3 separate regions of the Homo sapiens genome follow, and all the other regions are linked to region 1. Evidence: chromatin loops called from intact Hi-C (ENCODE). Cell type or tissue: PC-3. All regions are shown on one strand.

Region 1 (8,000 bases):
AAACGGACTGGATGAACAACTGATTGCCATCCTTGAACCTGCTTCCACCTGTTGCACATTAGAGTCCCCCCCACCCCGCCCGGACCACCGGACTTCCTGATGCGCAGAACAACACAACGGCTGAGGACTGGGGTTCTGGAGCCAGGCTACCTGGGTTTGAGCCCAAGTTCTGCCAACTTTCTAGCTGTGTGACCTTGGACAAGGTGCTCAGTATCTCCGGGCTTTTCTCTTTTGTAAAATGGCACAAATAATAGTACTTAATTCACAGAGGATCAAAGGAAGGAGTTCCTAACTCAATGAGGGATTAGAAAAGATTACATTGTTTAGTGTTAGTGCTGCTTCCAGCATTTCTCCTCCTGTTTTCATTCCTGGTCCATTTCAAGCTGGTCTTCCCCTTAGCTGTGATAACTGCCCTGTATTTTTTGTTTGTTTTGAGATGGAGTCTCACTCTGTTGCCAGGCTGGAGTGCAATGGCATGATCTCGGCTCACTGCACCCTCCGCCTCCCAGGTGCAAGCGATTCTCCTGCCTCAGCCTCCCGAGTAGCTGGGACTACAGGCACGCACCACCACGCCCACCTGATTTTTCTATTTTTAGTAGAGATGGGGTTTCACCATGTTGGTCTCAATCTCCTGACCTCATGATCCACCTGCCTCAGCCTCCCAAAGTGCTGGGATTACAGGCTCGAACCACCGCACCTGGCCTTGTTTTGTTTTTAGGACAAAAGTCATTTCCAGCTAGAGGTGAGTTTCTGAGACTGGGGTTCCTGTCTGTTTGGTCTGCTGCTCCATATTCCCAGACTCCGGGAGGAGTGGACTCAAGAAATATTCCCTAATGGATTGAGGAGAGGTAAAGCCTAAAGTGGCTTGGGAAGCTAGCCCGAGTTCATTTTTCCAGGAATAATCCACAAGTACAGAAATGAATGTTGATTTATTCAATTTTCTTGTTTAGATTTAAGAAGCTCACCCACAGAAACCTTAGATTTTATTTTATCTTTATACCCTTCTGTTAAACCTAAGATGGTTACAAACTATAAAGCAATAACTTGTTAGTAAGGCATGAAGAGTGAGATGCTAGGACAGAATTTGGCACTGAAATGATAAAAAACATTTTAAAGAGCTCGCTGGTTGCAGTGGCTCATGCCTATAATCCTAACATTTAGGGAGGCTGAGGTGGGAGCATCACTTGAGCCCAGGAGTTTGAGACCATCCTAGGTAACGTAGTGAGACCCCCTCCTCTGTCTCTACAAAAAATTTTAAAAATGAGCCAGGCATAGTGGTGTAACACTGACTGTAGCCCCAGCTACTCGGGAGGCTGAGGTGGGAGGATCATTTGAGCCTGGAAATTGAGGCTGTAGTGAGCTGTGATCACACCACTGCACTCCAGCCTGGGTGACAGAGCAAGACATTGTCTGAAAAATAAAAAACAAAATAAGAGCTCTTTTGTAGCAATTTTAAAAAATGGAAATTAGAAAACTTTCCATTTTGCGTTTTTTTTTTTTTTTTCCAGAATCCTAGACTCTAGACCATGATCTCATTTCCTTTTGAAATTGAAAATATTACTGAGCCTGGGTGTGAAAGCAAAGGCAAAGCTCAGAATCTAGGCCAGGTCTCTGACCCTCGAAGGGCCCTGAAGAGCAGGACACATCCAGGTGCCTGGTTCACGTGGGTGCCATGCTGAGCTTCCTGCAATCCTGAAGACCCCTGTGAGAGGAACTTTCCGCTCAAATTTGTAAAATAAAATTTCTCAGAAATGTCTCAATGAAATAATAGAAAATAATGAACTTGATGATTCAGAATAAAATGTGTGATTTCCGAGAAAACGATGATGATGATGATGATAAAATGCCTCTGAATGATTGAAATCCTAGAAACAGAGAAAATCAACCTAGAAAACCTCCCAATTCTACCCTCCAGGGGTGCAATGACTTCTATAATTGAAGACTGTATGCTCCACTGCTAAAACAGACTGTATCCAACTCAGCAGATTCTATACAAGCCATTTATTTGAAATGCCAACTATATGTAGGATAAAGTCAGTGTTACATGCTTATCAGTAACAGTAGAAAAATAGAAGCAGTGAAAACCTCTGTACAACTGTAATGGTACTCAAAAGAGAAATGTATCGTTTTACAATGCTTCACACAGACGAATTCAAGTTTGGAGGTACCTAAATAAAAATACTATATATTTCTTTAAAAATCACTATGTACAATTGAAGCGTAAACAAGTTTTACAAAGTACTGGTTATGCAGGTTGTAGAAAACACTTGCATAGGACATGAAATCAGTTTAAGAAAAATTTCTGAGCCTTTAGCATTGAAGGCACTTGACTTTATACCAGTAACAGCACAACCACAAGAAACGCAGTGTTGTAGATGATTTTCCACCTCTCTGAAGTACAGATGTGGTGCATACACAGCAAGGAGAGTTCAGGAACCTTTATCTCTCAGCCACCCCATCGAAGAGCAGGACTTGGTACCGCCTGCCCATGTAACCCAGATACAGTTACATGTAGGTACAGATGATGAAGCTTCCAGAGCTTATCTGATCTCTTAGACAGAACTCACATAAACACACAAATACAAGAGGTTATTTTCAAGACACACACTTGCAAGTAATCTTTCTATAGAAATGGCCACAGCATTATAATATTCAAAATATGGAAGATTGACAGTCTGAGGATTTTCTAGAGGAAAAAAAAATCAAAGGACTTGCCAAAAGGATAACTACATAACAGATATGACAATCTACAGGACAAAAAGACAACATGTCACCAAATATTGTTCATACAACAGCGTTAATGGAAAACAGTAAAACACCTTTTAGCAGTGTGCATGTTAAGTCTTTTAGTAAGATTATCTGTAATGAGGTTTGAAAGTAAATCACTTAGTAGACAAAGTAAACCACCACAGAACCAGGAATAGCACCCATCACTGCTGCTTTGTCACTCCAGAAAGCTGAAAGTCAACCGAACAATGAAAAAAAGTCAAAGAAGCATTTCCCTTTGAATTCAGTCCTAAAAATATGAATGCCTTATAATTAATTTCAAAATAAGTATCTTACAAGTGTTTCATGAAACATTGTTTTCCTAAAAGGCAAATTCAACATTATGAAAATATATATTTTGCCGGGTAGTTACTGAGAAATGTCAATCCTTTCAACTCTAGAGAATGATGCATGGAGGTCGGCTTTGAGCCCCACTGCCGCTGGCGCGTGTTTCCAATTTGCCTTCTGCATCGGCACCTTAATGCAGATGTACAAGGACTAAGCTCATTGCTAGAATGGCAACAACAAACCAAAACAAAAATCCAATGAAGGATGGCAGATGCAATAAAAAGTTTCTGAGGAAGCAAAAACAAGAATTAGTTAAGGCTTCATAAAGAATTCTATAAGAAGATTTAAATGTCAAGAATTCACTGAAAAGCCTCAAAGCCTAACGGGTTATTGCGGTGTCAGGCTAGCTGAGGTCTAGTGACATGTTCCCAGAAATAAAGCTAAAGGGGGCATGTGAGAACGGGCGTGGAAAATTGAAACAATTACGTTTCAAATACTTTTTGCCTTTCATGATGCTGTTTTTTCCTTAGGAGCCACGGGTGACTCTGAACTTCAATTATTCATCAAAATCACAAAACTAAAACAATAACATAAGAAAAAAGACCAACAGCATCTTTAAGAAACTTGAACGTCCTCTCGGCTCTAGCGTGTAAACGGTAGGTCTCTAACCTCAACGCACAGCGGGCACTGGAAGCGGTGATTGTCCAAAGGCCTGATTGTCCACGATCTCAAAAGGAGATCTGGTATTTTTGTGATTTGGTTCTCATTAAATTCCTATACCAAGTAAAATGCCAGTTCCCATGGCCTAAATTTTATTTTATATATATATATGCTTTTTTTTTTTTTCTGAGAGCAACCTTACTCAGACTTCACATTTATCTTAGTACAGCATTAAAAAAGATTTAATAGATGGGTTCAAAAGCCAGAGGCATGTAGCTCTTGAACCTACCCTAGTAACCATACTTCACAAGATACATTAAAAGTCCACTAACACCTAACCTAACGCACACAAAACCCACGCCTGTTTACCTTCTGCAAGTCGCATCGGTCCGCAATCCCACAGATTAAAGCAAGTTTTCCCTTTATACGCAAAGTTTTAGCCAGGTAAGCTATTGTATGATTAAAAGCAAACTTTATAAACTAAATAATCTTAGGAATAGTGGCCACTTACTTTTATATTTCAGGGATATGAGAGAATAGTTCATGAATTTTCAGAAAAATGAATGTGTGGGATCAACAGCTCTGGTCTAACATTTGCGGGGGGGGAAGGGTCAGGGATGAGAGTTTTTCTCCCCATCCAAATTAGGTCTGTTGAGTCTTACTTGCAGTACCGGCGCAGTACATGAACATGTCAACATACATATGTGGCAGAAACACACATCAAGGAACATGACGGCATTCACTTTTGTTTCTGAAGACAGACAGAGACTGGGCTTCAAAAGACACCGTCTTCTATTATGAGTCAAACTTCTTACAAATGAGAACAGAGGCCTATGCTTTTCTCTTTAAAAAAGGAGCCTCGAATGCGATGCACAGCCGACCTGCAGATTAGTGTTAACTCTGGGAGCTCGGGAGCGTGCACCACCACCAGTGTCACCGAGCGCACCCGCACAGCAGCTAACCAGTCAGGCAGCAGAACGAGTGGCGGCAGTTTGCCGGGGCGTGCAGACACACGACATGTTTCCCATCTTGGAGACTATCTACTGTTCGGCTTTTCTAAAATGTCAGATTATTCCTGAGTGTATATCCACAGGGTAAAGGAGGAAAAGACCGTAAGAGAAACTATAGTTTTGGGAGAAATCAGCGTTGTTGACACCCAATAGAAAACCTATTTACTTCAAAGTGCATGTAATTCATTTACCCGGTAGCTCATAAACGCTCCCTAGCCCTGCATAGTTTTCGAGTGAGTGTGAGTGATTCATAGTTTTTTATATATATACATACATAGAAAAGAGGATCCCAAATATCCTGCAGAGGAAGGAATGCTTAGAAAGCCTCTTTTCTTCTAAGTGCTACGGCTGTGTGTTTATGTGTTTGTAAAAATACAAAGTAAATGCTCAAATAATGTTGAAGTGATTTAAAAACTCAAATACTCATATATTTACATTGGAGAGTAAGAAAAAAAACAGTCCTTAGCTCACACATTGCCCTTCCAAGGGAGAGGATCCTGAAAGACCCCATGTGCTCAGTGGTTTAGTAAATGCCAAACCAGCGTCCCAGTGGAGTTCAAGTAGGACATGTAGTGTTTAACTGAAAACAATTTTTTTCCTTTTTTCTGTTGGTGAGAAAGCATTATGCATTACACAACACCAAAATTTAGACATATTTTGAAAATCGTTTAAAAGAAAACGTATCTTTACAAACACCAAATAACATCCATGAGACTGAAGCCCTTTTGTTTTTTTCCCATAGAGAGCAAGACAATTAAAGGCAGCAAGCAGTCAGTTCCGCCATCACAGCTGGAGAGTTGACGCTCAGAACCAGAAATTCTGTCAGTGTGACCTTTAAGTTACTTCTCTATTTCCACTGCCTTTTTTTTTTTTTTTGAGACAGGGTCTCACTGTTGCCCAGGTGGGAGCACAGTGGTGCAATCTTGGCTCACTGCAGTCTCAACCTCCCAGGCTCAAGCGATCCTGCCACCTCAGCCCCCCAAGTAGCTGGGACTACAGGCACGCACCACCACGCCTGGCTAGATTTTTTTTTTTTTGTATTTTTTATAGAAATGGAGTTTCGCCATGTTGCCCAGGCTGGTCTTGAACTCCTGAGCTTCAGTGATCTGCCCGCCTCGGCCTTCCGAAGTGCCGATCACAGGTGTGAGTCACTGCGCCCGGTCTCCACTGCTTTCTAATTCCAAGGGATGCGATCTGTTTAGAGCCTCATCTGGTGACTCTAATCCTTATGACCAGAATGTGCAGGGATTCTGACTGCATCCACACTGTGGAAATGTAACAGCTTTAGCCTGGGCACAGAAGGCTTTTCTCTTTCCTGTTCTTTCCTGAACCAGCAAACTTCAGGACCCTGACTGGACTCCCGCTGGAGGAATGAAGCCCAGCTCCTAGGACTTATTAAAAAAAAAATGACATTAGATTTATGGAGGCTGAGCGGGAAGATCTCTGAACTAAAACAATTACTGAAAAGAGAGGAGCATTCTGATGTGCTGTTCTTTGGAATTTCTATAATTAAAAAATAAACACAGAACTATTTCGTAAGAAAATACATCTTAGTGTGCAATCCAATGCACATGGATTGGTAGATGAAAGGTAAAATGCAAAAAAGTATGAAAATACAGTCCTTTAAATGTGGCAATAAAGTTTAACATACTGATATAAAATCAATACAGAGAAAATAAATGTACAAGTGCAAAAAAATTCCATCATTTGTAAAGAGAAATAAAAAGTGCCAGCCTGCTTGTTCTTAAAAATGCCTCCCGACATAATTGTTCAAAGACAAATTAGACAGATGCAACATTAAAAAAAAAAAACAAAACCTTCTTAGCATGCCATGTCTAATAAACACATATATACACAAAAACTAGAACAAAATCATGTGAAACCGAGTTATCAGCTGGCATTGATGAACTGGTCTGTAAGTTGTTGGGTTACATCATAAAATGGGATGTTTCACATCTCAGGCACAGACGACTTGGAGGTTGCTCTCAGAGGGCAGACTTTTTGTAGAGGAAGTCCGGCTTGCTTGGTGACCTCCTTCCTCTGCTTATTGAATCTTCCCTTTCCAAATCTGTATTTCTCTGAGCTCCATGGCCCAGGGACTCACTGTCTGCCAGTCTTCTACCGGATCTCTCTTCGGGAGCTTCAGAGCTACATGCAGAAAGTGAAGGTCTGTTAGGAGTCAGCCCAAAAGTCAAGTCAGTTTCTACTGCAGTTCGTCCCCTGACATGGGCTGGACCGGTACTAGCATTTTCTGGGGCTGCCAAAGGAAAGTCTGACCGCTGGGGAGGTTGCTCAACGACATCCAGGTGTATCGGCTCATTCTTTTGTCTGTGTAGATGCCCGTCAGGGGAAAGTGGATATTCTCTCCTAGCTTCTTCCTGTTTTTTAGGAGACGTCTGACCAGGTAGGTAGGCTGACTTTAAGCCACTTGGTGATGCCTTATTGTGGCTGTACAGATCGGGACCAAAATATCCACCTTGCGAAGGGGAAGGGGTGCGTCTGCTGAGAGCAGGAGTAGAAGGTCTGCAAGCAGCATTTGAGAAGTCATAGAAATCCGGATATTCCTGTGGATTTTCTCTGGTGTCTGTTTTTTGCTCTAGTGTGTGTTTTTTCCGAGAAGTGTGTGTATGTCTCTGTGGAATACACGACAGATGCTGGGGAGGCCCTGGTCCTGCTTCAGAAACTGACTGGCTTAATTCTGTGTCTACAGCAAGCTCTGGAAGCCTCCTGTCCTTGAGTGACAGTGTGGACACACCCACCGCGATGTCTGGCATCAGATCATTCAGCACAGGTTGTGTTCGCTGCAGACAGAGACAAAAATGGTGGGAGGGTTAAAAAAAGGACCCATCCTCTGTAGAAATGATGTTCACTGATTTTGTTTCCCAATTATAAAATTAACACATTCTGTTTTTGTTTTTTTTTTTGAGACAGAGTCTCGCTCTGTCGCCCGGGCTGGAGTGCAGTGGTGCGATCTCAGCTTACTGTAACCTCTGCCTCCCGGGTTCAAGTGATTCTCCTGCCTCAGCCTCCTGACTAGCTGGGATTACAGGTGCCCGCCACCACGCCCAGCTAATTTTTTGTATTTTTAGTGGAGACGGGGTTTCAATGTGTTAGCCAGGATGGTCTCGATCTCCTGACCTCGTGATCCGCTCACCTCGGCCTCCTAAAGTGCTGGGATTACAGGCGTGAGCCACCGCTCCTGGCTGAATTTGTAAGAATTATAAAAATACAGAAAGCTATAAAGGCAAAAAAATCACTCCAACCTTTTGAACAGAG
Region 2 (8,000 bases), 70 kb after region 1:
GCCCCACCCTGATGATTTTATCTAATCCTAATTACTTTCCAAAGGCCCTACGTTCAACTGACATACAGATTTGGGGATTAAGTTCCCAACACATGCAATGTGGGGAACAGCAAATCATAGTAGACATCTATAATAAAAAATTAAGTAATACATATGAGGTCCTTATCATAGAAGACATAGTGAAGAATGCTCACCAAACTGGTAAGGGGAATGGTGGAGAGGAAGAAGGAAACGATGACTGAGGTTTCTACCTTGCATAACTGGGTGGTTACAATGCTGTAAACCAAGAAGCATATAGGAGAAGCAATTTATGGGTCCACTGAGGGTGATAAAGGTAATGGGTTTGAAATCTGGGAAAGACATATTAAAGAGGCCAGGCACGGTGGCTCACGCCTATAATCCCAGCACTTTGGGAGGCTAAGGAGGATTGCTTGAGGCCAGGAGTTCCAGACTAGCCTGGGCAACAAAACAACCTCATCTCTCTTTAAAAAAAAAAAAAAAAAGACGTTATCAAGGAAGAAACAATTCAAACAGAACATAAAGAAGTCTAAAAACAAAAGTTTTCTAATACTATTAATAATATCTAATTTCTAAAGGTAAAATTCCTTGTATTACAATACAGCATTCTCCCAAGATAATTCATTTACTTTTAAATGAGGATATTATTTACAAATATCTTATCAATGTTTCTAAAAAGATAAATGGAGAGTCTTAAGAAGTAATGGTGCTTATTTCTTGAGGCGCAAAGTTATTTCTGGCATAACTTCACATTACTGCACAGCACCCAGCAAAATATGGGTGATCTCTAACCTCTCTTGAGATCTGAGTCTGAGTGTTCTCCTAATAATATATGTATCACTGTCATATATATCAGTAAGATACTTGGTTATTAAAGTATTTTATTATCTAAGATTTTTAGAGATCATTTCTTAAAACTCAGATTCTCTTTATCAGTTGTCTCATTCTGTCTTCCCTGAACAGATGATAAAATATATCCTTTGGGTTCACTGTACATGCCCCTCTGCCAAGAAAATAACATTTCAGAGGAAAAGGTTATGTCTTCTATGTAGTAATCATTATTGGAATGTCATGTCAGCAGTAATATCTTCCTGACATCTCCCACACCACAAATACAGTATTTTCTAGATTAACAGAATATGCAAATAAATTATCCCTAACAATTTTCTATTTTTAGTTTTCCTGTACTTTTCTTTTTTATTTTTAAGAGGCAGAGTCTCACTGTGTTGCTCAGGCTGAAGTGCAGTGGCACAATCATAGCTCACAGTGCCTGGGCTCAAGCAATCCTCCAAGCCTCAGCCTCCCAAGTAGCTAGAGCAGGCGTGTGCCACCATGTCCAGCTAATTAAAAACATTTTTTTTCTGTAGAGACAGGGCCTCACTAATGTTGTCCAGGCTGGTCTTGAACTCCTGGTCTCAAATGATCCTCCTGCCCTGGCCTCCCAAAGTGCTCAGATTACAGGCACGAGCCAGCACACCCAGACGTGACTTTACTTTCTAGAGCTATCTTACAACAATTGATTTCCTCATATAGGTACTAGGTACTGGTCAAGATAGGCTGTCATCTGATCCCTGAGTTGTCTACTTGAAAAGCATTTCTTACTCCTACCTCAGGGCTCTTCCCTTTGCCTGTACCACTCTTCTGAAACATCTTCACATGTTTCATACTCTCATTTTTACTGAAGTCTTTGCTCAAATACTACCTCTTGGAGAAGACTTCCCTAGTTAGCCTATATAAAATAACATTCCACCCCATCATTCACTATCCTCTTTCTTCAGTTTATTTTCTTTACAGTAGTACTTTTCAGCACTTGAATTTCATTTATTCAACACTAAATCCTCACCACATAATACAGTACCTGGCACTTAGGAGGCATTAAGTTGAAAACTGCTGAATGAAATTAGTTTTAAAAAATAAACATTTAGTAAGGAAAGGCTTATCTGTAATCATTCTTCAAGATTTTGAGTCCAAAAACTATTTCTTGGGATCCATATTCCTTCACAGTCTAAGCCTCTTAGAAGAGTGTGATTAAAAAATTGCGGCCGGGCACGGTGGCTCAATCCTGTAATCCCAGCACTTTGGGAGGCCGAGGTGGGCGGATCATGAGGTCAGGAGATCGAGACCATCCTGGCTAACACAGTGAAACCCCGTCTCTACTAAATATATTAGCCGGGTGTGGTGGTGGGCGCCTGCAGTCCCAGCTCCTCGGGAGGCTGAGGCAGGAGAATGGCGTGAGCCTGGGAGGCGGAGCTTGCAGTGAGCTGAGATCGCACCACTGCACTCCAGCCTAGGCGACAGAGCCAGACTCGGTCTCCAAAAAAAAAAAAAAAAAGAAAAGAAAAGAAAATTGGATTAGTACTTGGAGACAAAAGATTTCCCAGCAAAAAGCCTCATGGATCACAGCGTACATATACCCTCAAATACGACTTGTGGAAATGTTTCCATAAGCAATAAAGTAAATAATTTTTAAAAACACACTGCTTCCTCAATAATTAAACATAGAATTATATGATCCAGCAATTCCATTTGTGGATATATACCAAAAAAAGTGAAAACAGGGACTCAAACAGATGTGTACACCCACGTTCATAGCAAAATTATTCACAACAGCCAAAAGGTAGAAGCAACTCAGGTGTCCACAGATAGATGAATGGGAAAACAAAATGTGGTGTATACATAGAGTAGATTATTCAGCCTTAAAAAGGAAGGAAATTCTGACACATGCTGAAACACAGATGAACCCTAAGAACATTATGTTAAGTGAAATAAGCCAGTCACAAAAGGACGAATATGGATTCCACTTATATGAAGTACTTAGAGTAATCAAATTCATAGAGACAGAAAGTAGAATGATGGTTGTCAGGGGCTGGGAAGTTAGTGTTCAGTAAGCACAAAGTTTCAGTTGTGGAAAATGAGAAAGTTCTGGAGATGGTGGTGATGGCTGCACAACAATGTGAATGTACTTAATGTTGCAGAACTATATATACACTTAAAACTGGTTAAAATGGTAAATGTTATGTATTTTTAAGTGACAACTTAAAAAATGGAAAAAACCTCACAAAAAAACATTAAAACAGAAAAGCAATGACATACCTTCCCTCTCCACTCCCTTTTTTAAACATTCCCCCCAACTTCATGTTCCTTTTAATGACTGGAGTGGGAGTATCTTACATCAGAATGGGAATACAGTTTACCAAGGGCTTTTTCATGTGTTAAGTCATTTTATTCTCACAATAACTCTTCCATGTAGACAGCACAGGCATATTCTCTATTCTCCAAATGAGGAAATCAAAGTAGAGACTTTAAAGTGACTTATCCAAAGTCAAATAAAGAGTAAAATGGGCCAGGTGCAGTAGCTCACGCCTGTAATTCCAGCACTTTGGGAGGCCAAGGTGTGTGGCCTAGGCGACAAGGGCAAAACTCCTCTGTCTCCAAGAAAAAAAAAAAAAAAAGAGTAAAATGGCAAAGCCAAGACCAAAGACCAGGCCTTCAATCCCTCATCTAGTGTGTGTCTTATCCCCCCAACCTCCACACCCCTGCTAAACAAGAAAGCGTCTCAAAAGTCTTCAGTGCTATACCAACCTTTCTGAAGGAAGCTGCCACGTCTACCTCATGCTTCTGTGTCCACTGTGCTGCTGTTTCTATTACTCAACCCTTAAGTCTCCAGTTTCTACTTTATCACCCAACTGAGGTAAAGGGACAGATCTTAATCTCTCTAGTGCTGTGTATTGTTGAACAGTAAAATGTTTCTTGATTGTGATTAATACTCCATAAATATCAAATCTCCTAGCATTCAAACACAGAGGACAATTAAATGACTAAGCTTCTCTAATCTCATCCCTTCCTATTACTTGTTTTTCCTTCCTTTGCAGGAGATACTTTTGTAATTTTTGTAATAAAAATGAAAAAATATACAATAAAAAAGTGGAGAAAATAGTTAATGGATCTCTACCCATTGCCAAGTTTCAACCAACATTTACCAATTGGCAGGTGTTTTTTTTTCCCCCTTTAGAAATGGGGTCTTGCTCTGTTGCAGAGGCTGGGGTGCCGTGGCACAAACATAGCTCACTGCAACCTCAAACTCCTGGACTCAAGTGATCCTCCTGCCTCAGCTTCCCAAAGTGCTGCAATTACAGGTTTAAGTATCAACTATATCCCAGTCCACTATCTACCCAATCCCAGTAGAATATTCTCAAGCAAATCTCAGATAGCATATTATTTCAACCTGTAAATATTTCCATATTTACCTCTAAAAGGATGTAAAGCAACTACAGACTATCATATCTAAAATAAACAATAATTCCTTAATATGAAACTCCTGGGCAGTGTTAACATTTCTCAAATTGTTTTTTCTTTGTTTGAATTAGGATCCAAATAAGGTCTACACACTGTGACTGGATGACTATGTCTCTTCAATCTCTGCATATGGGTTCCTCCCCCTTTACAATTTTTTTTTGTTGAAGAAATCAGGTTACCTGGTTGTTTCCTATAGTTTGGATTTTGCCAAATGTATTACCATGATGTAGTTTAATAATGTGCTTCTGACTCTTGTATTTACAGTAAATTGATAGAGACCAGCGTGGGTAACGTGGTGAAACCCCATCTCTACTAAAATAATAAAAATTGGCCGGGTGTGGTGGCACGCACCTGTAGTCCCAGGTACTCGGGGGCTGAGGCACAAGAATTGCTTGAACCTGGGAGGTGGAGGTTGCAGTGAGCTGAGATAGTACCATTGCACTCTAGCCTGGGCAACAGTGACTCTGTTTCCAAAAACAAACAAACAAAAAAACCAAAAAACTTTTTTTTTTTTTTTTTTTTGCCAAGACTGCTTCACAGGTGGCAGGTAGTATGTACTTCCAACAGTTAAGTTCAAAAGTCTATTGAATTCCCTTTTTTTGATATTAACAGTTATCAATGATCACCAACTAAAGCAATCCATTAACGGGGTTGAAAAACGATCACATGATAGTCTATCATTCTTTCTTTATTCACTAGCTGGAAAAATTCTATAAAAAAAACTCATCAACTATTCAGTTGTCCTGATGCAGTCTGTATAGAAAGGACAGAATAAATGAGTAATTTTTTACTTTTATTTACTAATTTTCAAAACAATTAGTAATAGCTTCCTAGCATCCTTAAAGACAATCAGTGAGTTTTAAAAAGTTATGAATTAATAGACTTACATCTATGTGACAGGTTTTAATCCTTTGTAGTTATTCTTATTGAAGTTCAAACTGTCCCATCTTTGGACAGTAGAGCCTTATTCAAATTGGTTCCTGAGACCTTATGACATAATCCTAACCTCTGCCTCCGAGAGCAGAGGTTACCTTACCTTTCTGGTATTACAACTTATTCCAGGCATATCTTGTATTTTTCTTGCCTTTGACTTGGCACTGGTCATTTCCTTAAAGAAGCCCTAATTCCCTTTAGTGGGAAATGGTATTCAGAAACCACAATCTCAGTAATAGGGATGCTTAATGCCTTTTCAGTACAAAGATCTAAGACATTATATACACACATATCTACATAAACATGTACATAGATACATAAATGTACATTATCATTAGTTTATACTGTTGCTTCCAATTCAAATTCAGGTTTATAGGGTTTTTACTCAATCTCATTATCTTATATCATTTCTCCTTTCTCACATATGAAAACCCTCTATTCTCAATGCAGCCTACATAATAGTTTATCACAAAATATTCACACAACCTGAGAATAAAAATATTAACACTATCATCACCAATATGATCCATGAAAATATTTTTAATTTTTTTTTTTTTTTACAATTCTTTTTATCTTTAGGATATACCCAACTTGGAATATTCTACAAATTACTGTATATGTAAGTCACTTGGAATGGTTTACTCTGTGTGATTATATAACCAATGGGAAATCCACTTTATAAGATTTATTTTGATTTTTAGTCATTGCATTTTTAACTTTGTTATATAATTAAACATTTAAGTGAGTATAAAGTTAAAATAAAAAAAAAAGATACATCCAAAGAATACAAATTGCTGTCCCTGTCTACTCTATTCTAGTCCCTGCCTGCCCCATATGTAACTTTACTTATACTTTATACAACATTTTACATTCCCTGTTTTTTTGGCTATTATCCGTTGGTTCCCTACTATGAGCAATGCTGAAATTAAGTTAGTAACTTCCTTCTCCTGTCTCTACCCCAGTATTTTAAGTGATATATTTTTATTTACAGTGAATACCTATAACCAGTGAGCTTATTTTACATTTCATATATTCTCCCCACATTCTTGATAATTAAACTTTACCTATAGAGTGGTTACATACTACACTCTCAGTCTTAGTTCTACCAATAAAATATATATTTAATGCTCATCATCAGCTTAAAGTACCAGTTAAAGAGTGTTAAGAATACAGGTCTACAATTCTTTTTCAAATAGAAATCTTTGGAGCCACATACATTCAAAAATTCACTTTTTTCTTTTGCTTTCAAAGAGAAATAATATGGTTATAGTAAACATACCTGACAGCAATAATTTAAGCATATCCTTAGAATGACTTTGTATGGCAGATGCACCTGAATGTGTGTTCTGAGCTAGGGAATTCAGGAGTGGCCAACCCAGAGATTCCCTCCTTGTCTATAAGGACATCTGAGCCCCCAACCTGTCTCTTGGAACACAAGCCCTACAGGAGACTGAGGCTCCAAGTTTTGGGTAGAATAAAGAGTGCCAGGTGGAGGTTGCTAGGTGGAAGTGCTAAGTGGAAATGCTATATAAACTGCATGCCTATGGCAGGCAGTTGTGGTTCTTCTGCCCAGCCCACTGCCACTGGACTGTATATAAGGCAGTTCTCCCGTCCAGCCCACTGCCACTGTACCCTCTCCTTTGTATGTAAGCCCCCAATAAAACCCCACATCTCTTTTGCCGGCTCTGGGTCTCTTCTTCGGCCTCTTGAACCTAATGCCATGCCCACTGGAGTGACAGAAGTTTGGCATGACATATGGTATACCAAACATTTACTGTATACTATATAACTATCCCCAGGGAGATCTGGCACAGCACCCTAATTTGTTTGTAATAATTTGTTTGTAACATCAAACAAATTAATATTCTGCAGTAAAATATACTATTTAGACTAACCTATGTTAGTTTAGGTTCGGTTTTGCTGGCAGACAAATCTAGGTCATGTCAGTGTTTGCCATCAAATTAAGTCCTCCCATAACCCCTAAAATAGTTTTCAGAACTTTTGGGATTTCAAATTATAAGTAAGAGAATGTGGACCTGTAGTTAAAAATAGTCTTTTCCCTTATCCACCCACCACCAAAAATAGTCAAGTCAGAAAACATTTCTATTCATGTTAAATGAAAATCTTTAAATTGACATTTTCTATAAAATTCCATTGCATTACTGCAAATGAAGATTAGTTAGTTGTTAGGGTTTTGTTAGGAGAATCTTATTAAGCCATGTGGTTTTTTTCTAATATAACCTATTATAATTCATAACAGCTGTCAGTCCCCTGCTGATACTTTTTTCCCCATTAAAAATGCATTTTTAAAAGAATATAAAAGTACATCACATTCCACTAATATATGCAACAATCGAATAATTTTTCAAACTAGAAAATGATGGAAATACAGAGAAATGAGTTGAGTATGGTTCTTAGAATTCTGAGTCTAGTGAAGAGGAAAGTATCTGAATTTTTGACTTATCCTAAAATGAAACTACACACACACACACACACACACACACACACACACACAATCACACATATATACACACACATTTATTTTAATTTGAGAAAGGGTCCTGCTCTGTTGTCTAGGCTAGAGTATAGTAGTTCACTCATAGCTCATTGCAGCCTCCAACTCCTGGGCTCAAGCAATCCTCCTGCCCCAGCCTCCCAAGTAGCTAGGACTATAGGTGTGTGCCAGCGTGCCCAGCTAATGAACAACAAAATTTTTTTTTTTTTTGGTACAGACGGGTCTCACTATGTTGCCC
Region 3 (8,000 bases), 230 kb after region 1:
CAGAAAGAAATGAAGGTGGAGATCAGGGAATCATTTTGGACAAGGAAGTTTGCAAAGACCTCCATAATGAGGAAGGGACACTTAAAGTCAGTTTTGAAGTATGAGTAGGAGTTAGTCTCACAAAGTGTGGAGGGAAAGCACTCTATGAAGAGGGACAAGGACATAGAAAGGTTTTCAAGCAAAAAAAAAAAAAGAAAGAAAAGAAACACAAAAAAACAAAAACCGGTGTTAAGGAAAAAATGGGCTAGGTGTGGTGGCTCTTGCCTGTAATCCCAGCACTTTGGGAGGCCGAGGCGGTCAGATCACTTGAGGCCAGGAGTTCGAGAACAGCCTGGCCAACATGGTGAAACCCCGGCTCTACTAAAAATACAAAATTAGCCAGATGTGGTGACCGGCACCTGTAATCCCAGCTACTGGCAGGGCTCAGGCAGGAGAATCACGTGAGCCTGGGAGGTGGAGGTTGCAGTGAGCGGAGATCGGGCCACTGCATCCCAGGCTGGGTGACAGAGCAAGACTCTGTCTCAAAAAACAAAACAAAACAAAACACACACACAACAGTGTCTGGCTTTTGTGTCACGACGTTAGGTTGGAAGGTAGGCAGGGACTTTGACCACACTAAGGAGGATTTGGGATTTTGTCCTGAAGACAGTGGGCAGCCCCTGAAGGACTTTGAGCAGTGGTTACTGTTTATGACTGTATGAAGCAGTTTATAATTTAAAAAGATCTGTTTGGCTGCTCTGAGGAGAAGGAGTGGAGAGAGGCAAGAAGAAATCTGAAAAATGAGTTAGGAGGCTGTTAGACTTGATCAGGAAATGCTGCTGCTGAGTAATGACAGTGACGATAAGGAACAGAAGACAGTTGGGAGATGTATTTGATAGGATTTAGTGATAAGACTTAGTGATTAATAGGACTTAGTAATGGATTGGATTAGAGGAGTGAGGTACGGCGGGGAATAGGGTCTGTCAAGGATGAGCTTTAGAATGCTTTGCTTGAGTGACTTGGTGGGTTACACAGATGGTGGAGTAGGTTTCTTTCTTGGGGGAAGGGAGACCTAAGAGTCAATGTCAGACATGTTTTCTTTGAGATATTTATAAGATTCCCAAGTGGAGAAATTGAATCGATGAGGCCTGTTATTCACAACAGCTACCCACCTGGGATGGAGACAGACCTTTCAGAGCAGTTGGCCCCTGGATGCTCCTGACAGTCCTGTGGATGGATGGGATTGCCTATGGGGAGAATATTGAGAGAGAGGAACAGAGTCTAGGACTGAGCCCTGATGAATTCCAACACTTAGATATCAACTAATAGGGGGAAGTGGCAAAGCACTTGAAGAAGGATACGTTCCAGGGGGAGGAAGAGCAGGGGAATGTGGGGTCTGGGACGCCAAGGGGAGAGAGTTTCAAGAAGGAGGGAGGGAGGGATTGACTGTACAGAATGCTCTGAAAAGCCTAGGAAAATGGTGATCGGAAAGTGCCTGATGGATTGGCAATCTGGAGGCTCTAGATGATTGTGGGAAATGGATTCAGTGCAGTGGTGGATGTGGGAGCCAAACTGGAGTGAGTGGAAGGAGGAATAGAAAGTGACAGAGAGAGGAGAATGTGTGCAAGACTCTTCATCATCTTGGCTCTGAAGGCAGAGGACTGTCGCTGGAGGGGAATGGAAAGGCAGGAGAGAGGTTTTTTCTTTCCCTTCGACAAGAGAGATTCTACAGTTTGTTTGAATCCTGGTAGGAATGATTTAGCAAAGGAGGAGAGATTAATTTCATAGGAGACACACTGATGGATGGAGAGCCCCAGTGAATGCTGGGATTGGTGTTTGACAGGACAAGGAAAGGAGCTGCTAGTAGGTTTTTGACATCTACTATTTAATATATGTGGAGTGTATACCAGGCACTGTGCAAAGTATCCACTCGCACCATAATCACAATAGCACAGTAATCACAGTAGCCCTGTGAAGTTGATGTAATTATCCCCATTTTACAGATGAGGAAATTGGGCTTAAGTGGAGATAGATCCAAGGCCTTAAGTCAGAACTGTTTGATTTCAGAGTTCATATTCTTAACTCTTACTAATAAGATTTCCTCGGGGCCGGGCGCTGTGGTTCATGCTTGTAATCCCAGCACTTTGGGAGGCGGAGGCGGGCGGATCACGAGGTCAGGAGATTGAGACCATACTGGCTAACACGGTGAAACCCCATCTCTACTAAAATTACAAAAAATTAGCCGGGCGTGGTGGTGGGCACCTGTAGTCCCAGCTACTTGGGAGGCTGAGGCAGGAGAATGGCGTGAACCCAGGAGGCAGAGCTGGTAGTGAGCCGAGATCGTGCCACTGCACTCCAGCCTGGGTGACAGAGCGAGACTCCATCTAAAACAAAACAAAACAAAACAAAAAAAGATTTCCTCTATGATGGTGTATTAGTTTGCTCCAGCTGCCATAAAAGTACCACAGACTGGGTGGCTAAAACAACAGAAATGTATTTTCTCACAGTTCTGGAGGCTTGAAGTCTGAGATTGAGGTGTTGGCAGGTTTGGTTTCTCCTGAGGCCTCTCTCCTTGACTTGCAGATGGCTGCCTTCTCTCTCTGTCCTCACGTGGCCTTTCCTCTGTGTTCCCACATTTCTGGTATCTCTTATGTGTCCTAATCTCCTCTTAAAAGGACAGCAGTCAGATTGGATTAGGGTCCACCACGGAAACGGCCTCATTTTAACTTAATCACCCTTTTAAAGGCCTTATCTCTGGGTACAGTCACATTTTGAGGTTAAGGTTTCAACATATGAATTCTAAGCGCCACAAAATTCAGTCAATAACAGATGGCTTTTTAAAGTATAAGGAAAGGGGTGGCCCCGGGGGGAGTTTTGAAGATAGTATAACTATAATTGAAGAGTGTAGAAGAAGGAGCTTACTAGAGAAATGTAGCCTTAGGGTCAGTTGAGGTTGAAGATCATTCATTTATATCTATTGGGCCCAATTATTCGAGCCTCCGCAGCAGCAGTCAGGTATATGTGTGGAGTAAAGAGGAGCCCTGCTTTGATGAGGCTGCTGGATGCTCACATGGGCTTATTAACCAGCCAAATGACCACCTCTCGTGCACAAAATTGAACTGTAAATGAGTTTTATTCACATCCTTGGCACAAGTACAAATTACTATTTGTCATGGACCTTTTTGGCTGCTCTCAAGTTGTTGAAAACGTGGATGTTAAATCTATTACTGCTAAGATTTTGTTGCATTCACCAATGCACAAATTGGCTTGAACATTTTTTTCAATCTGTTCTAAAAATGGTCTTTCATGATTACTCACCACTCTCTTCCTCTTTCTCTGTCCCACTTTCTTTCTTCCTTTTTTTTCTCCATCTTCACTTATCAACAATTTATTGAGTACCTACTAGGTGTCTGGCACTAAGGATGAAGAGTCCACAATCTATCGTATGTCTATATGCAGGTATATATGTGTATAGTGTACATATATATGCAGATATGTATACTCTCTATATATCCTAAAGACCTGAGTGATAAGTGCTGTTACTAAAGTATTAATTCATTTGTTAATTTAATCCTATGAATATATTGAGTCCCTACTAAGTGCCAGACAGTGTGTTAGGCTTGGGATAGAGCCATGAGTAAGGTATAGTTTCTGCCCTTAAGAAATTTACAAGCTGGTATAGAAAAACAAGCAGGTAAGTACACAGAGACAATGCAATATGACTTTTGTAACATTACAAGATCTCAAAGAAAAAAGTGACTCTTGTCTCTGCTTTGCTGTGCATATTTGGGTACCTGTGGAAAGGAGCTATTGCTGCATTTTAATGAAAAGAGCTATAAAAAGAACATCCTTTCATTTCATAAACATTTTTGAATGCTTGTAATCATTGTGTAGTGATGGTTTTATAGCTCTTGAATTATGAGCAAGCCATTGAGTTGAGGGATTTGTGAGTTTTTTCCTCATTTGAACTTATTGTCCATACCCTGTACTATTATCAACTCCTTTACTTAGGTGATGGAATGATTAATGGTATTCCTGAAATACTCTACAGAAACTTGCTGAATATTAAAACTTGAGAAAAGTCACAGTAATGCTTCATTACTGTGACAGTGGGTGAGCAGACAGCATGTGCTGGCCTAGCATATATCTCGGATATTTGGAACTTGGAACTATGCATTAATGTGGGGATTTTCTTGTAGTATGGTTTTTGAAATATAATGAATAGCAGATCAAAAACACTGAGAAGGAAATGGACTTTTGTAGATTATGCAATCAAACTGTTTTCAAGTATCACCTATTATCTCAGGAAAAAAAGTTATTTACTACCAAATATTTATGGAGTTAATTGAGATGATGTTTATAAACTTATTGCTTTCTTTGGAGCTGATGTGTTACATAGACTCAAGGTATTATTATCTGCAATCTAGACTTATTTCTTTGGGAAAATGCTAACCATATTATGGAAATAGTTCAGGTAGTGGAAGAGAGAAAAGGCAAATCTGATAAATAGTGTATGTAGGATTTAGAATCAGTGATTAACCTGGTAACTTCTGGAAATTGCTTTGATGTCAAGCAATGGACGTTCACATTCATGTGGATGTCACGTTCACGTGGACATAATTTCAGAGTCATATTCTAGAGTGTGTCATAGTGGAAAGATCACTGGATTGGGATCAGGAAATCTAAGTACTAGTCTGGCTCTGCCATTGACCACCTATGTGCCTCATTTTCCCCATCTTTAAAAGGAAGTGGTTATGGGAAGAGGTCTCTAAGGTCCTTCCAGTTCTGATATTTTGTCGTTCTGTGCTTCTACGTCCCACACTTATCAAAAGGATTTTGAGTTAGAATGCATCCAGGAGCTTATTTCCGTGGGTTATTGGGAACAGCAGGCCTTGCTTCTCCAGGACTTGATATGTCTTCTGTTAACTGCTGACAGTGAGCCATACCACCTAAAAGGCTCCCTTAAAGATTGAAAGGACAAATGGACAGTGTTGAGAACTCTGTGGAAGAGGAGACCAGAGAGACGTTGATCATCATGGCTCCTTGGGATTTGCAAAGAGGAATGACTAGAACGGGGTCCTTCACTACAGCCAGGTCAAAGGTCAGGTCAGGAATGTGGACAATGCTGGTGACTCCAGGTAGGTCTAGGAGGGTAAATAAATCTATTGAGTCCCTCCTGAATCTTGAGAAGATCTGGGCAGCCAAGCTCAGAAAGCTATTAGGAAGTCTCCTAATTTATGAGATTCTTTGGAAGAAAAATGTGACATTTATTTTTTACATTTTTATTAGTGCACAATCATTGTATTCTTACTTAACACTCATCATGTTAATCTACTCTTAACATATTCTCACAGCTAAAGCATTTACTAAACACACTTTCATGATCACATGTTGAGTTAATAATCTGACTTCAATTGATGCCATTGTGCAATGGAACTCCCTATATTTTAGGATTTTTTGAGTGTTGTAGAAAGACTTTTCAGTTTTCTCCTTCAGTTTTAGTTAAGCAACATTAAATGTAATTCCTTGGCAAAGACTTATATCTATTATTATTTTGCTAATAATAAGCCAACTTGGGGGTGATTAGAAAACAATTTGGAGTACTGCTTTTCTTAGTGATAAAAACAAGCAATAGATAATTTGTGAATAGGATATTAAACCAGAAAACTAAGAATAATTTTGTGTGCCGAATACAATTAAAAGAAATTAAAAGTTTTTTTGTAATTGTTTCTATCATGGAATTCTATTAAAAATTTACTTATGTTTCTTAAAATACTGATTAAATTCTTGTTTGTAATCATTTTTAAAAATGACTGTATGCCTAATACATATTACAAGATGATTCTTCTCTTTCTTTTTCTTCTTCCTTTTTTTTTTTTTTTTTTTTTTTTTTTTTTGCTTTTATCTAGTTGCTTCCAAGATCCGGTACTTGCAGGAATATCATAACCGGGTTCTCCACAACATTTATCCTGTACCATCAGGAACAGATATTGCAAACACCTTGAAATACTTTTCTCAGACCTTGTTAAGGTAAGCTTTACAATATCCTCTACTTTGAGAGAATTATTAGGTAGTATTGCTGAATTTATTGGGATCTAAATTTTTATTGAATTGCAAGTTTTAAAGGGCCTATGTTTTCTAGTGCTCTGTCAGAAGAGTCTGTGCTCAAGTTCTCTGGGTGTATGTAGCAAATTGGATCCCAGGCCCAGCTGAAAAAGATTGGTTGCCTGGCTACTGCCTGCTTTCCCGCATTGAACATCTTTTCAGGGCATCTTTAAAATGATACAGTTCTATATTTGGCACTAATATAGAGTGGGATTAAAAGGATAGCCTACAATTGCTTAAAATTAATAATTGGAAACACTTTTGGTCTAAAAGCAATTCAGAATTATGTGGCATTTTAGGTTCATCATTAGCATTTTCTATTTCCCTAAGTGTAATATACAGTGATAATAGTTATTTTTAATCTGGGTAACACTTCACATGTTCAACATGCTTTGCCTTGATAATGAAATTCTATGAAGGACAAGGAAAAAAAATAGGGCTCTTTTTCTTTTGTCTACTTTTACTGTAAGGTAGAGATAGGAGGGCCCTATTTGCTCCACGTATCTTGATTAAGAAAACAGAGCAAAGAAAGCTGAACTGTTCAAGTAAAGGCTCAGTTGTTTTCAGAAATAACATTGAAGAATTCAGAAGAACCTCTCACGTTCCATTAAATTCCAAGATGTGGTTTCTCCATTACCACGGTCTTCTCACTTCAAATCTGATTTTGGCAACACATAAATTGGCTTGGTACTGTTTCTTTTAGCTGTACAGAAGCAAAAATTTTGTAAGACAGATATTAGGAGAACACAAATTTGCAAAGACTAGTGGCACTGGAGTTTCTAGCAGTCGAAAGCTTTGCCACGGGAAAAGCTGAATGCTTTGCGGATGGAAGCTTCATGCGATCAAGTCAGCTACGAATCTTTTGCAGTCCTCCTATCTTTCTGTTCTTATTTTTTGAAATATCTTTCCTTCTTTAGAGTCCTTAGTGATCCTGTTCTATATTGAAGGGCTCCTGCTTATCAGATTCATACATTTCATACTTGCACGGTAAGGTTAGGACCTCTTACAGGATATTTTCCTTCTTCTCAAATTGTAGTGGAATAATTAGCCCAATTTTCATAGTGATCATCAGAAAAATTTATGAATCAAGGCATCCAATTCTGTTCTCTTGAATTCTTCTTTTGTCTTTGAGGTCCAAGTTCTCAATGGAAAACAGTTTCCTTTATGACAAATTCTGAAAGTTCTCAAAGCGAGAGACACTTTTCAGTAGGAAGCATGCTGAATTCCATTTGCCAGGAAACTGTAATATCCTAGTTGGCACCTCAGAGCTTGCTGCTTAGGTCTTAGTGATTGTGCCCAAGAGTTAAGGAATTTAAAATATTGAAAAGTCACGTTTGCAAGACGTAAAGATTCCATTTTCTTGAGCAGTGGACCATTAGAATATGATCATAGGTGGTAGTATTTTAGTGGTAAAACTGGTAGTTTGTTCAAGTGGCTTGTTGGAGAAGATCCTATGCAACTGAGCTGAGTTCATTTTCAAACGGAGGCAACATCAACATGTACTGCTAATGGTAATAGTAACAATTGCAACCATTTTTTTTAAAACTAGAAGTACAGAACTGTTGATATGTACATCTATAACAATCGTATTTGTACTTCTTCATTTTATTTATGCTATTAGAAAGTTCAAGACAGCCAGACATGGTGGCTGGCATCTATAATCCCAGCTGCTTGGGAGGCTGAGGTGGCAGATTAAAGGAAGTGCTTAGCACCAAGATTTGTCATCTTTTCAGAATTTAAGTGAATTTAAGTGGAGATAATGTTAGCAACCAGAAGTCTCAAACTTCAAGTTTGAGACCAGCCACAAGTTTGAGATCAGCCTGGACAACATAGTAAGACCCCATCTCTAAAAAAATTCTTTTAACAATTAGCCAGGTGTGGTGGCATGCACCTTTAGTCCAAGCTCCTCAGAAGCT

The links. Peaks named below come from ENCODE experiments on the same cell type or tissue, not always from the same donor. Only the 100,000 strongest peaks of a DNase experiment are listed, where the experiment ranks them.
Region 2: a loop joins it to region 1, with 4 times the contacts of the local background. A loop is called at or near these places in 3 of 110 quality-filtered maps.
Region 3: it touches region 1 in a loop (3-fold over the local background); 3 of 110 quality-filtered maps call a loop at or near these places.

Annotation. Positions count from the first base shown.
Region 1 is chr14:93,235,564-93,243,563 of GRCh38, forward strand. It overlaps BTBD7 (BTB domain containing 7), which reads right to left. Exons shown (of 11, transcript NM_001002860.4): 11 at 1,987-7,525. The coding sequence ends at 6,710. Among named protein-coding and RNA genes, the nearest start is that of UBR7, 32 kb to the left of the region's middle. In PC-3, no CTCF peak of the experiment used is centred here; a DNase peak (open chromatin) is centred at 4,968; H3K4me3 peaks cover 438 bases; H3K27ac peaks cover 4,777 bases.
Region 2 is chr14:93,305,955-93,313,954 of GRCh38, forward strand. The region is part of intron 1 of BTBD7 (BTB domain containing 7); the gene reads right to left. Among named protein-coding and RNA genes, the nearest start is that of BTBD7, 23 kb to the right of the region's middle. In PC-3, no CTCF peak of the experiment used is centred here; a DNase peak (open chromatin) is centred at 3,707; H3K27ac peaks cover 1,920 bases.
Region 3 is chr14:93,461,783-93,469,782 of GRCh38, forward strand. UNC79 (unc-79 subunit of NALCN channel complex) reads left to right here. Exons shown (of 52, transcript NM_001395159.1): 2 at 5,889-6,009. Among named protein-coding and RNA genes, the nearest start is that of UNC79, 35 kb to the left of the region's middle. In PC-3, no CTCF peak of the experiment used is centred here; no DNase peak of the experiment used is centred here; H3K27me3 peaks cover 4,775 bases.